Linked DNA regions of Homo sapiens: region 2 is linked to region 1. Evidence: chromatin contacts called from ENCODE Hi-C or POLR2A ChIA-PET data. All regions are on one chromosome and are shown on one strand. The core of a region is the stretch at or near the end of the contact, and the rest is flanking DNA. Distances in the headings are between cores, read along the strand shown. Region 1 holds the start of SCN3A (sodium voltage-gated channel alpha subunit 3). Region 2 overlaps COBLL1 (cordon-bleu WH2 repeat protein like 1).

Region 1 (6,786 bases), core at 2,768-5,267:
ATCTATGGATGTTACAAAAAGTATTCTTTGGCTATGAAGCTTATAAAATCAAATAGAAACCAGCATTATAGCTCCTACCCACAAAGGCTCTGAAGACCTTGAGTAATCAGAAACAGTAGACATGCACAGAGCAACCTATGAGTCCCAGCTGGAGGCTATTAGCTCTCTTCTAGTGTGAATTTCTGTGATTTATGCATGATATGTTTACAACATATGGTCAGACACCACTAAGGCTCCAGAGACCTTATGTTGGTAATCAATGACTATTTCACCTTAACCCTCTCAGAATCCACTCACTGAAGATTTGCAAACTACCTGTCGTTCTGTCTACAGAAAAAAAGTACGAAAGTCACAATGAAGTTAGAATCATAGCAAATGATACCACACCTCTGGTCACTCTTCCTTTATATAATTTTCTACTTTTAATGACAAGATAAATTAGTTTCTTCAGCAACAAAGAGTAAAGCTCTCTTTGCTGGCATTTATTTATTTTTCTTTTTTTCTATGAGGAATATCGCCACAATAATTATCATTTACTTTTCTTATTTTGTTCAAACCAGTTCTCATTAAAATGTGGCCCAGTATAACCTAAGAAAAATCAGTTCCTCAGAAGACGTCATCAGAAAACTCTTTGGAGCATCTGGATACCCAAAACTGAGTGATAGAATTAATATTCTATTAAATATTACTAGTAATGGTAAAATGAGTGTGGAGCAGTAGGGACTGGCACTTAATGAACATTTAGTTGAGAGACAGTGAGCAGGGCTAGTTTGTTCATGAGTAGAGAAGAAAAAGTTAAAAGTGCCTAGAAAATAGGAATCTTTCATGACAGAAAGTGTACACAATGAAACAATGAAATGTTATAAATTTACACTAAACGTGTGAGTATCAATGATCTAAATTAGTGGAAGCTGATTTCCTTTGTGTTCTTTCAGCATCTGACAAATGCTTGTATTATGAGTGATCTTACCCGATTACAACTGCTTGTGTTGGGATGAGATGTGAGGTGCTGTATTAGTCCATTTTCACACTGCCATAAAGAAACACCTGAGACTGGGTAATGTATAAAGAAAAAGAGGTTTAATGGACTCACTGTTCCACATGGCTGGGGAGGCCTCACAATCATGGTGGAATGTGAAGGAAGAGCAAAGGCACATCTTACATGGTGGCAGGCAAGAGAACGTGTGCAGGGGACACGTTCCTCTTTATAAAACCATCAGCTCTCATGAGACTTATTCATTATCACTAGAACAGCATGGGCAAAACTCGCCCCCATTATTCAATTACCTCCCACCAGGTGCCCCCCATGACATGTAGGGATTATGGGAGCTACAATTCAAGATGATATCTGACAATTCAAGATGATATCTGGGTGGGGACACAGCCAAACCATATCAGGTACTAACTACGTTTTACTTCCCTCACATTTCATTGCTTCTTCACCTGTAAAGTGTGTATAATAATACCTCATATGGGTGAAGTTTAAATGAACATATGTAAAGTGCTTAGAACAATGTCTGGCACATAGTACCAATAAATGTTAGTTTTGTTATTGTTACTAATATTATTAAATGTCTTCATCATTACCTGAGGCTCTTCCCCTACCCTCCCCAATTCTGGCCAGATAGCCAAGGCTATTATTGCCTAAGTGGAATTGTCGTTGGAGATGGACAGAAGAATTGTCAAATTCTTGTGCTTTATATTTAAATTCTTGTGTTAGGGGTTGAATTGTGCCTCCTCTCAAAAAGTTCTAATTCTGAGTAATTCAGAATATGCCCTTATTTTGAAATAGGGTATTTACAGAGATAATCAGGTTAAAATTAGGTTATGAGGGCGGACCCTAAACCAAAGTGACTGGTGTCCTTATAAAGAGGAGAAAATTTGACACAGAGGCATGCACAGAGGGAGGAGTACGTAAAGACAGTGATGCAGGGAGTGCACCATGTAAAGACAGAGACAGAGACTGGAGTTATGCTGCCACAAACCAAGGAACATCTGGGGCTACTAAAAGCTAAGAGAAGCAAGAAAGTATCCTTCCCCTGCAGGTTTCAGAGGAAGCATGATCATGCTGACAACTTGATTCTGGCCTCTGAGTAGCCAGAATTGTGAAAAAAATGATTTCTGTGTCTAAGCCCCTCAGGATGGCAGTTTGTTACAGCAGCCCTAGTAAACTGATACATTAGACATAAGACAAAAAGATTTCAAGGGAAAACAAGTGGCTCCAGCTTACCTTTGGTACAGAAAGAAGAGACCCAAGCAAAAACTCTTTTGAGTCTGTGAAGGAAGTTATGAAGAAGGAAAGGAGTCTCTGATAAGGGCTCCTTACATAGTTTGCCAATCTAGGATTAGCTAAAAAGATGAAAAGATGAGAAGTTTCCATCTATTTACACTATTCTAGTGTGGCAGAGATTGTGCCTCGCTTGCCTGAAGCCTGCAGAGTGCATTACATCCCATGGTTTACAAACAGCAGAACAGAGATGGCTGTGTGAGGCGCCTGGGGCAGGGAGGAAGGCTTAAGTCAGCCAATTACAGCCAAGAGTGACCCTGGGAACATGCTGCTTTTTCTTCTCTCCTCCTAAAGGACAGGAACAAAAGTTTCCTTAGAGGAAGAAGTGACAAAGAGGGGATGCTGCCATGCAAAGCTGGAGGGATGCTATTCCCGGGGCCCAGTGGGCCTGTGGGTACGTTAGTAGATATGAGGGATAATGATGGTCATGGATCATGCAGGACTCCTGGCCTCAGTGGATGCCCATGTGGAGAAAGGGGGAACGGGATCATACTCTGCTTTCTCTATATATGTACACAATCCTGAACTTAGATCAGTCTCCATGAGAAGGAGAGATAGAAGAGGAAAATCATGTATTGGTTGAATGCAAACCCAAAATCATTGGGAAAAGCCTCAAGTAATTTAGTTTACCTGGAACTGACTAGATTTATTTTTCTGCCATTAGACAAAATGGGGGCCACAATTGAAAACGAAGTATGTAATTAACAGTTCTTGAACACATGGCTGGGAAATATGGTATCAGCTATATTTGTTTTTCTTCTTTGTATGAGCTCCTTTATGGCAGGCACTGTGTGTTTCTCTCTGTGTCTTTTCAAGTCTAATATAATACTTGACATCATTTTTGTCCATCCATACAGTTGGTTTGTCAATATGAATGTATTTATTTAATTGATGATAAACTGTAATAAAATCATAGTTGTTTGCTCTAAAGTAGATATGAAAGGTCAGATGAAACAATAACATACATCTGGATTGAGAAATATCTTAATAACTGATGGATTATTTTTATTTTCTTTATGTATTGTGTGCTTCAATATCCTAATAAATAATATTAGCTAGGTTCACTGATGTATAGAATCTTTTTCTACATTTAGATATTTCTTGCAAATGTTTTACCAGAAAGCAACACAAAAATACTATCAGTGAGTATGTGTTTACACTGTTCTCTAAGGAGTCAAATTCCTCACCTTGAAAATAATTCATCCCAGGAAGAGAAAAGGTTTTCAAAAGACTAGAGCAGGCCACAAGGGAGCTTTCGCAAAACTCTACACGTAAAGGGTAATGTAAACTTAAAACCTATTTTTCAAACAGTAATTTATATATCTTTTAATTTTAGTAGTTTATGTGTGAAACAATCATGCAAAACAACAAAGTGATAAAATTTTTTAAAAAAATTAGTGAGATGCAAATAACTGAATATGTAAAAGGTCTCATACATATTTATATGTAGTAGATAAGTTACATTTTTTTAGTGTGTTGGGAAATTTTAGCTCACATCACCTCTCTACTGTCATCTTGGGGCACTTTCATGACTACCCATGCTTCATGCAGGTTTACTTTCCTCCCTGTGACAGAGGATAATGGGAATGTTTTTTCTTTGGCTCAATTTTGTGTGTGTCCGCCAGTAGATGGCGGTACCACTTTGAGTGCGATCGGCCTTTTTTTCTTTCTTTTTTTTTTTCCTCAAAGCTGTTTTCTGATATATGTTGGGTACCATAGAGTGAATCTCAGAACAGGAAGCGGAGGCATAAGCAGAGAGGATTCTGGAAAGGTCTCTTTGTTTTCTTATCCACAGAGAAAGAAAGAAAAAAAATTGTAACTAATTTGTAAACCTCTGTGGTCAAAAAAAAAAAAAAAAAAAAAAGCTGAACAGCTGCAGAGGAAGACACGTTATACCCTAACCATCTTGGATGCTGGGCTTTGTTATGCTGTAATTCATAAGGCTCTGTTTTATCAGGTAAGCTGACAAAACATTTCATTATCTGCACCATAGAACCTAGCTACCAGGTCATTTTCCTTACTTTAAAATCATCTTCATGCTGCTATTTTTAACCCAGTGTTGTTTAAATGTAAATTACAGGAACCAAAGGCATCGTTTGATGTGTAAACTGCTTACTATTTCTTTATCTTTCAAAGAAAATAGAGCCTGTCTGGAAATGGTGATTTATGGTACATACTAGGCATCAATGGTCTTGTGTTTTTGTAGATGCTTATGATTAATTGTATTCAGAAAAAATATTTTTTATTATACTTAAAGCTAGTCTAATGAGTTTCCTGGCTGTATGTCATCTATTTAAATGCCCAGTGTGTCCAGTATTTTTTAAACATAAATGTATAGTGAAATTGGAACTATCATTCTTGTGCTTTAGTTTTTTATTTAACAGCTTTAGAGAGGCCATGCATATAGGGAGTGATAACAATATAGAGGTGTTTGGCTTTGTGAAATACACTATCATTTTTCTCTAAAATCTGTTTTCATAGAGAAAAGAACACCAATACTAACCATTTAAAAGAGGTTGAACCTTCAAAAAATAAAATAATCTCTATATGTTCCATAATATGCTACTTCTTTATCCTTTAATATATTCATTTTATATTAAATGTTTACCTTTTAATTTATTGATTTAAAGATTATTATATATTCTTAATTGTTCTATAAGCTTGATAGATTGCTGTTTTTCTGTATATATTTAATAACTGTTTATTTTTATTAATTACCAGGAAGAACCACTGGAGCCATAAAACAATAATTTACTTTATCTATGATCCATATTGTCTGTAGTTGTATTTAGAATATTCTATATCATAACCATAAATGTTTCATTCAGTTAGCCACCACATAATTAGAATAAGAAATTATTGACAGAAAATCTATACATATTAATTGAAAGATAAGTTTTAAAAATCATACAGGGTTTTAAAATACACAACAGGTAGTATAATGTGGCTTATGAGGACAAAGATAAAGGCATAAGTGCTTGTAGGAATTTGCATGGAAACATTTCATCACATTCACTCCAAATAGAGTGTGCCCTATATGAAATGAAGACTTCTGATTTCAACAGGGCTTCCAGTCAGTACTGGCTAAAAGGGCTTCAAAAATAGAACTTAAGGCCTCCAAACTGTAATTCCTAATGATATGTTGAAAAATATTGACATCTCACTTAATATTTTACATTGAGTAGCAATAATAGTCCCCCCAAAAACATTTCAAAATAGTGGTTGCCTGAGAGGAGAGCCCTGGGTCTTGTCTATTTCAGAAGAATTCCTACCATAGGAGATAAAGAAAACTATTTCTTTGGACAGGGTTCCCAGAAATGGCTGTTAATTAACTTGAGTGTATTGTACACACCATGCTTCTCTACAGGTGACTAAATGTGAGTAACTTTGTTCTGAGTAAGCATCAGAGCTGGTCTTGATTGAACTGGTTTACATTTATGAATGAATGCTTAATTTTGGCCCCAAATGTTAGCTTTTATTTTTCTTGGTATAGTTGCAACAGTCTCTTAGTTATTCATCTATACATGTGGTCGCCATGTGAAAAAGCAAATACACTCAGAGTTCTTCACTTCACAAAATGCGCTCTTTCAAAAATTTCGGAAATTAAACCTGCTTTGATTAAATGATATATCAAACACATTTGAATAACTTACTCTTTAAAAGAATGTAGTGGTGATTTCATTTGTAAAGTTGAGAAAAATGCTGTGATTTATTTGAGTACTGAAGATAAAAAGGTTGAACCCTGAGCTGAAAGTCTTGGGATCTGGTTCATGTTCTGCTACTAGTGAGTTTTGTTGTCTCAGAAAAGACCCCAAGTATCACTGAAGAGCATTTTCCTTGCCTACAAAGGAAGGAAATTAGAATCAAAGCTGTATAAGAATACTTTGTTTTTAAAATTTTCTGATCCTCATTTATTTGGATTTTTCTTCAGTTGGTTTCTCAGCTTAATTAAGATACAACTTTGACTCTCACTGAGTTGTAAATTATGATTGATGTGCTAAACATGAAAGTGGTAAAATAGAGAAATAGGGGCGTTTCTTGGCCAGTTCCTTCTGTAGTGGAAACAAGCAGGAAACAACATGGAGAAGTGGTTAAGAGCAAGAGCTTGGCAGGTTACATTTTATGGCCACTATTACCTGACAAGTTATTTAAACTCTCTGAGCCTTTATTACATCATCTTTAAAATAGGAATAATAATGCCTGTGTTACAGGATTGTGTAACTAAAATAATGTCTGTTCAGTGCTTGGTATAGATCCTGGAACATGATTACGAACCTCCTTCCTCTCTCTCCCTGCCATCCTAACTCACATCAAAAGGAACAGGACAAACATAAAGGCATAAATTTTCATCATTGTTATTATTGTTATCGTTAGTGCTGGTGATATAATATCTTCCACCACAACAGGAAGGATAGAATAAAACTGCCAAATAATTATGTACCTGAAAAGTGAATAATTCTCATCCTGGAAGGATGCCCTTGCTGAAACAACAACAATTG
Region 2 (6,786 bases), core at 2,462-4,961, 450 kb after region 1:
CTCGTTTGTTTACATTAATTTTATATCTCCTCCTTTGATATAGCTATTTCTGCTGAAGGTTTTTCTCATATTTTTCCCCAAGATGTTTTTCTCATCTTGTTCCCTTTTCTTGTTAAGAAAGTTTGACTTTCATAACTGTTCAAAAAGTAAACATCCCCTGTAAGATATTTAGGAAAACCCAGAGACAAACTGAAATTTCTTATTTATGGGACATATATAAGAAATTTAATATTTTATTATTATTATTATTATTTTTTGAGACAGAGTCTCACTGTCACCCAGGCTGGAGTGCAGTGGCATGATCTTGGCTCACTCTAGCCTTGACCTCCCAGGATCAGGTGATCCTACCACCTCAGGCTCCCAAGTAGCTGAAACTGTAGACATGAACCACCACGCCTGGTCTAATATTTAATTTTTACTTTGTAGTTATATTTTCCCATCCCATATCTTGGTCTGTGTTGGTGACTCCTTGAGAGAGAAACCCAGACAGAGAGAGGTGTGTGTGTATATATGTAAAATTCTATTCACTTCTATTTGTGCATTTTCTTATGTAAATTGTATCTCAGTAAAAAATATAAAGTAAAAGATCATTTTTGTTTCTTTCATGAGGAATTTTCCTCTTTGATAAAAGGAAACAAAAATGTAACAGGGATTTAAATTTGAAACACTTATTATTAAACTTATGGACTACTTTTAAGATATGTTTTATTCACTGATCCTGAGTGAATAAATGTGATTGAACATTTATTTTTTGAACATTTATTTACATAAACATTTATTGAACATTTATTTACATAAATGTGATTGAACTAGGTAGAAGCCTTTATGTGTGTATTAGAGTTTATAAAGTTCCAATGAAGGTATATCATTAAGTCTAACTGAATACTTAATAGTGTGCTAGGCATTATATGAGACCGGTGGTTCTCAAAATTGGCTGCACTTTAGAATCTCTTGGGGAGATTTTTAAAAATCCTCACAAACCAATTAAATCAGAATCTCTGAAAGTGACACCTAGGCCTCAGTATTTTCTTAAATGTAGGTGGGTCCATTGTGCAACCAAGTTTGAGAACCATTGTGCTAGACAATGAATATACCTTACCCATTTAACCCTCTCAGCAACCTTGAGAGGCAGGAAGTGTTATTCCAGTTTTGCAATTCAAGTTCCAGTGAGATCAAATGACCTAATAACTAATTTGTGCAGACCCAGACACAAACCACGATCTCTGACTCTGAATCTTGATTTTTATCAATAACTCTTGGTGATTAGTATGTAGATTTTTTTTCCTTTTTGCAAGTGTGTATCTTTTTTTATTACCCTGTGCCTTTCTGGAATGCATTAATGTTGTCACTGGAAGATTACACTGTATGTATTTAGTGAGCTAGATATTTTTGTTTTCTCCCTGCCGTATCGCCCACATGTCCCCACCAAAAACAGTGAAGGCCAAGTTATACAACGATTATCTAAAGCACTTATTTTAAATTTATAGATACTAGAATAAGTTTATTGACTTAGAGATGCTGCTTAGGAATAAACTATTACTCTATCAACTTTTATAAAAATATATTTTGCCATTTTTTAACTATTTTAGATATTATAAGCAAAACAAAAAATAGAAACCAGGGTTTTGGAATTGAAAATATTATTAGGATATTACTAAATGTTAAAGAAATTTCCCTGGAAATTACCTGAAGATGATGAGTAGAGGGGGAATGGAGAGAGAGAATTATGTTACTTAGCATCTCAGTAACTGGCTATCATAGTGAATATTAAACTTTTCCTCACCACAAGTATTTTTAGGAGTCATATGTTTTCTACTGGAGTACATATCTGCTTAGAATAGGAGAATAAGAGTTGCTTCAGGAAAAGTTACTTGGCAAGTGAATTTGGAATAGACCTCTAGTGAAAGCCAAAGGAAAATAAGTGCTCATGGTGCTCACTAGCACATTCCCTCACTCTTGCTCTCTCTCTCTCTCTCCCTCCCTCCCTCCCTCATTCTCTCTCTCTCTCTCATGCTGCCATATACACACTATACGCACGTATGTATACTCACACATTTGTATGTGTGTACTATATGTATAGAATGTATTTAGAGTAAGGTGAACAAAAGCTGGCCCTATGTCTATTAAAGGTCTGAAATGATAACTAAGCATGAGGCAGAACAACTTCTAAGATGTATTTGGGAACCACCCTTGCACAGCATAGTGATTTTTTATATATACATGAAAAGTATGGCAGGATGATAAATACTGTCCATTTGTTTACATGAATTTAAAAGGGCATTTAGAAGCAAGTGAACTATCTAATTTCATTTAAGAAATAACAGCTTTTGAGTTGCGAGCTAAATTAAATTTAAAGAATCCTGTCATTACCTACATGACCCTTTTATTACATGAGTTAGAACACAGAGCAGGTTATGTCTTTCTGGGTATATGACAACTAAATTACAATAAAGCTTCATCTACTCATGCTAACCTTATTCTCAAAGGTCTAATGATACAAAGAGGTTCTATTGTGTCCTGTGGCCCACTTTACATAATTGCTATGTTCCTTAAAAGTAGTAAAAGGGGAAGATTTGAGAGAGGTATAACAACAAAAAATCAACCTAATGAAACTATATTTAAGTAGATTCATTCTTTAAGAATTAATTGAACATACTATGCAGAAGGTAATGTACTAATCAAAAATGGCAAAATTATGTTAATGGTTTTTGACTCAAAAAATTTTTCTGGTGGATAAGGTGATGTACTTTGGAAACTATGCACAAGGTACCCTGGGGTATTTCACTCCTGCATTGTGCTAGTCACTTGGCTACGTCTTTACTCTTTCTGCCATACTCTACATGCTAGAGGGAAACCTGTGTCTTTAAAAACAACATTTAAAAAAATTTTCATATATTTATTGCAGACAGGGTCTTGCTTTGTCACCTAGGCTGGAGTGCAGTGGCACAATCGTGGCTCACTGCAGCCTTGACATCCCAGGCTTAAGTGATCCTCCCGGCTCAGCCTACCGAGTAGCTGAGACTAGAGGTGCATATCAGCATGCCAGGCTATTTTTTAAATTTGTTTGGTAGAGATGAAGTATTATTATGTCATCCAGGCTCTTGGCTTCAAGTGATCCTCCTGCCATGGGCTCCGAAAATGCTGAGATTACAGGTGTGGGCCACTGCACCCAGCCGGAAACCTGTGTCTTGTCTTTGGATTTGCTCTACTTCATTGTCACACAGAGATGGGTGTGATAGATCATCATAGCTAATTATTGAACAAAAGGATTTACATGTTTCCTTTAAATATAGACAAGGTCCTAAAAGAATTTAAAATAGACTTCTGTGTAAAACAAGAAAGGTTCTTGGATTGCAAAGACGATGTGCTCTAAATGTAGGTGATGCCAGGAGCAGTGCTTTAGAACAGCGAGTACGTCAAATCACCTGAAACTGAAACTCAGGTACAGCGTGTATGTAGAACTGTCATTCTCTAGTTTGCTGGTTGAGTGATGAGACTGCAGTCAAGGTGTAGGCTGGGGCTCAAGTCTTTACTGGGGAGAGATTTGCTTCCAAGCTCACTCTTGTGACTATTGGCCTGAGATGTCAGTTGCCACATGGGACTCCCCATAGGGCAGCTGGATTCTCTCAGAGCAGGAGGGTACCTAAAATAACACCATGGTCTTTTCGTAACCTAATCTCAGAAATGACAGCCAATCACTGTTGCTGCATTCTATTTACTGGAAGTGAGTCACTAAGTCCAGCCCACGTACAAAGGGAGGAGACTGCACAAGGAAGCAGTCATTGGACATCATCTTAGAGAAGGCCCACCATGGTAAATGTATTTCCTTAAACTGAGTATATAAAAATATTATTTTAACATGTAGTCAGCATACAATAATTACCAATAGATATTTAATACCTTTTACTAAGTCTATGGAATATAGTGTGTATTTTACACTTATAGCACTTCTCAACTCAGATGTTATATTTTCATTGGAAATACCCGATCTGTATTTAGATGTCATGAAATTTATACTTGAAAAAATAGATTCTGGGCCAGCACGGTGGCTCACACCTGTAACTTCAGCACTTTAGGAGGCCGAGGCAAGTGGATCATTTGAGGATAGGAGTTCATGACCAGCCTGGCCAACGTGGTGCGACCCTGTCTCTACAAAAATTAGCTGGGCATGGTAATGAATGCCTATACTTCCAGCTACTCAGGAGGCTGAGGCACGAGAATTGCTTGAACCCAAGAGGCTGAGGTTGCAGTGAGCTGAGATCGTACCACTGCCTTCCAGCCTGGGTGACGGAGTGAGCCTCTGTCTTAAAAAAAAAAAAAAAAAAAATTCCCATACTCAACTTATCCCAAATATACTTAAACATTTTCCAGTAACTGAATCAAGTATCAGTTTTAAAATTCAAATTAAAACTAAATAAACTAAAACTGTAGTCCCTCAGTCACACTAATTATGCTTCAAGTGCTCAGTAGCTACATGGCCGCCATATTGGACAGCAGAGTCCTAGAAGTTTTGCTGCAAAAGAAAGGCGGGTAATGACAAGGTACTTGAAAGAGTACTTGGAAGAAGCAGGCAAGTCGTATTTAAGATAATAGAAATCTCTGCATTTTTTTTTTTTGTTTGTGCACCTTGGAGAGAGAGATTTAAGGTGGCAGAAACATGGGATGTAATTGATGGGACTATGGATTATTGGTCAGACTTAAGTGGAGGTGCTATGGGGGCAGAAAGCCTGAAGTGATGAATGGCTTGTGGTAGGGACTTGGTATTCCAGGTGTTGAAATGTAAAATAATTGAGTGTGGGAGACTGAAACAAGAGCTTTTCAAAATTTTCTTTTGGGTTTGCCATTCCCTTTATCATTTTTTCCTAGTGTGAATGCCAAGAGAGAGAAAAGCACTTGGAAATGGATCCCATTTTCCAGGCTTCTGTTTCCTGTGAGCCTCAGAGGAGACCCTTTCCTGACCAGGAGCAGAAGTGTTCTCAGCATAGGAAGAACTCCCTGGGAATGGGCGTCCTGTCCATGTGACTCTTTCAACCAAATGCTACTTGTAAATTAGTGCAGCCACTGTGCCCTGCCTTGACCCTAGTCCTAACTATCTTGTCTCCATTTCCAGTTTCTAAACAAAATTGTGCATAAATATTTTATGTCAGAGGTAAAGGGGCATGGGATCATCTTGTTCAATACCTGTATTTTGTAAATGAGAAAATGGAAGGCCAGAGAAATTAAGTGATTTACTTACGGTAACACAAGTGGCCATTTAGGATACTCCCAGGCCTTTTGATGTCCAGTATATTGTTTCTCCAACCTCACCTGGGGAAGTAGCTGTCTCAGTGGTAGGGCTGGGGTATGGGTACATCTGGTATCTGCCTTCCTGTTTAAATGTTGAGGCTTATGGCCCTTGCTAGGGTTATTGGGTAGTGGGGAGTGGATTTGGTGGGTTTTCATTTGTAGTTGTCCCATGCTCTCTGTGCTTTTGGGCAAATTTCTTAAACCTCTGTAAACCCCAACTAAATGGCAGTGGTAACTGCCTCATAAGATTAAACGTAGACAAAAAGCACCTGTACAGGACTTAGAAGATATTCAATAACCACATATTTTTTTCTCCTTCACTACCTGGCTTTTGCTCATTCACTTGTTGTTTTTGTTTATTTTGATGAATGTTTAAGATCTCAAAGAAATGATGTAATGTGGTAGTAAAGAGCACCAACTTCAGAATCAGACACCTTGGGTTTAAATTTCAGCTCCACCACTTACTGGCTAAGGAACCTTAGGCAAGTTCCTTAATCTGTCTGCATGTCACCCTCATCTGGAATGTGGAGGTGGCAGCACTTGCTTCATATAGTGTAGTAAGGACACGAGTTAGTGCAGGTAAAAAACATTTTCTAACACACAGTCAACACTCAAGGATTAGCTGCTGTTGATACTGGATAGAAACTACTTTTTCTTGTGTTCTGTTTGGCTTTTACTGTTGGGACATGACACTAGCATTCCATATGTGCTTCTTTGATGTGAATATGCCACTGCCTCTTTGCTTGGTACATTATACCAAGTATAACTGAAAGTTGAGTCCCATTCCTAAAAATGAAAAATTAGATTATTCTTTTCTGATATTAATCATAATTCTCATTGGTCAAAGGAAGCTACAGATTTGAGTCCTGTCCCACAGATTACATGGCTTCAGGCAAATTACCGAGCGTCTGGGCAAAATGAGGGAGTCTTCATACAATCTAAAATTTTGTCAGTCCCAATTTAATCCCTTCCCCAAATAGGAAAACCATTTAGAAACTTCCTGAGGATTGAGATCTTTTATCCATGTGCATGTCTTTGGGGCTTATTTAAACACTGGGAGTTATTTGGGTGGCCTTTGCTAGGGTTATTGGCGGGGGGATTTGGTGGGTTTTCATTTGTAATTGTCCCATGTTCTATGCGCTTTGGGGCAAATTTCTTAAACCTCTGTAAACCCCAGCTAAATGGCAGTGGCAATGGCCTCATAAGATTAAATGTAGACCAAAAGCACCTTTAAAGGACTTAGCAGTAGATATTCATGAATGACTTGAATGACTTCTTATACCTCTGGCTACAGAACAGGTTGACTCTCAGCAACCCACCAAGTTTTTGCTCTCCTATGAACTGATGAAACTAATATGACCTTCCCTCCCTTCCTTCCTCAACTAAATAAAAAAAAATGCTCATAGAGAACCCCATCTTGTGCCAGTTATAGTTCTAGGTGCCAGCAGAGAATGAGACAGGCCACGTCCCAGCCCTCCAGGAATTTTTATTCTGGGGTCA

The links. Hi-C counts contacts between places; a loop is a spot of excess contacts on that map. ChIA-PET counts read pairs that join two places held with the same protein, here RNA polymerase II (POLR2A). Pooled maps may share reads with other maps.
Region 2: a map of OCI-LY7 shows a loop between it and region 1 (3-fold over the local background). The contact joins the enhancer-like site here to the promoter of SCN3A in region 1. A Hi-C loop is called at or near these places in 1 of 168 maps with a recorded cell type or tissue (OCI-LY7), 11 of 37 single-sample maps with no recorded cell type and 5 of 50 pooled maps. POLR2A ChIA-PET finds 5 or more read pairs at or near these places in 2 of 52 experiments (OCI-LY7 and activated CD4-positive, alpha-beta T cell).

What each region holds. Positions count from the first base shown.
Region 1 is chr2:165,201,281-165,208,066 of GRCh38, reverse strand. SCN3A (sodium voltage-gated channel alpha subunit 3) reads left to right here and starts at 4,017. Exons shown (of 28, transcript NM_006922.4): 1 at 4,017-4,244.
Region 2 is chr2:164,751,281-164,758,066 of GRCh38, reverse strand. The region is part of intron 2 of COBLL1 (cordon-bleu WH2 repeat protein like 1); the gene reads left to right. Among named protein-coding and RNA genes, the nearest start is that of SNORA70F, 67 kb to the right of the region's middle. Within about 2 kb of position 3,711, at least 2 of the 41 ENCODE cell types and tissues checked have a DNase peak (open chromatin) inside an H3K27ac peak, as active enhancers do; they include OCI-LY7, where a contact is called at or near this core.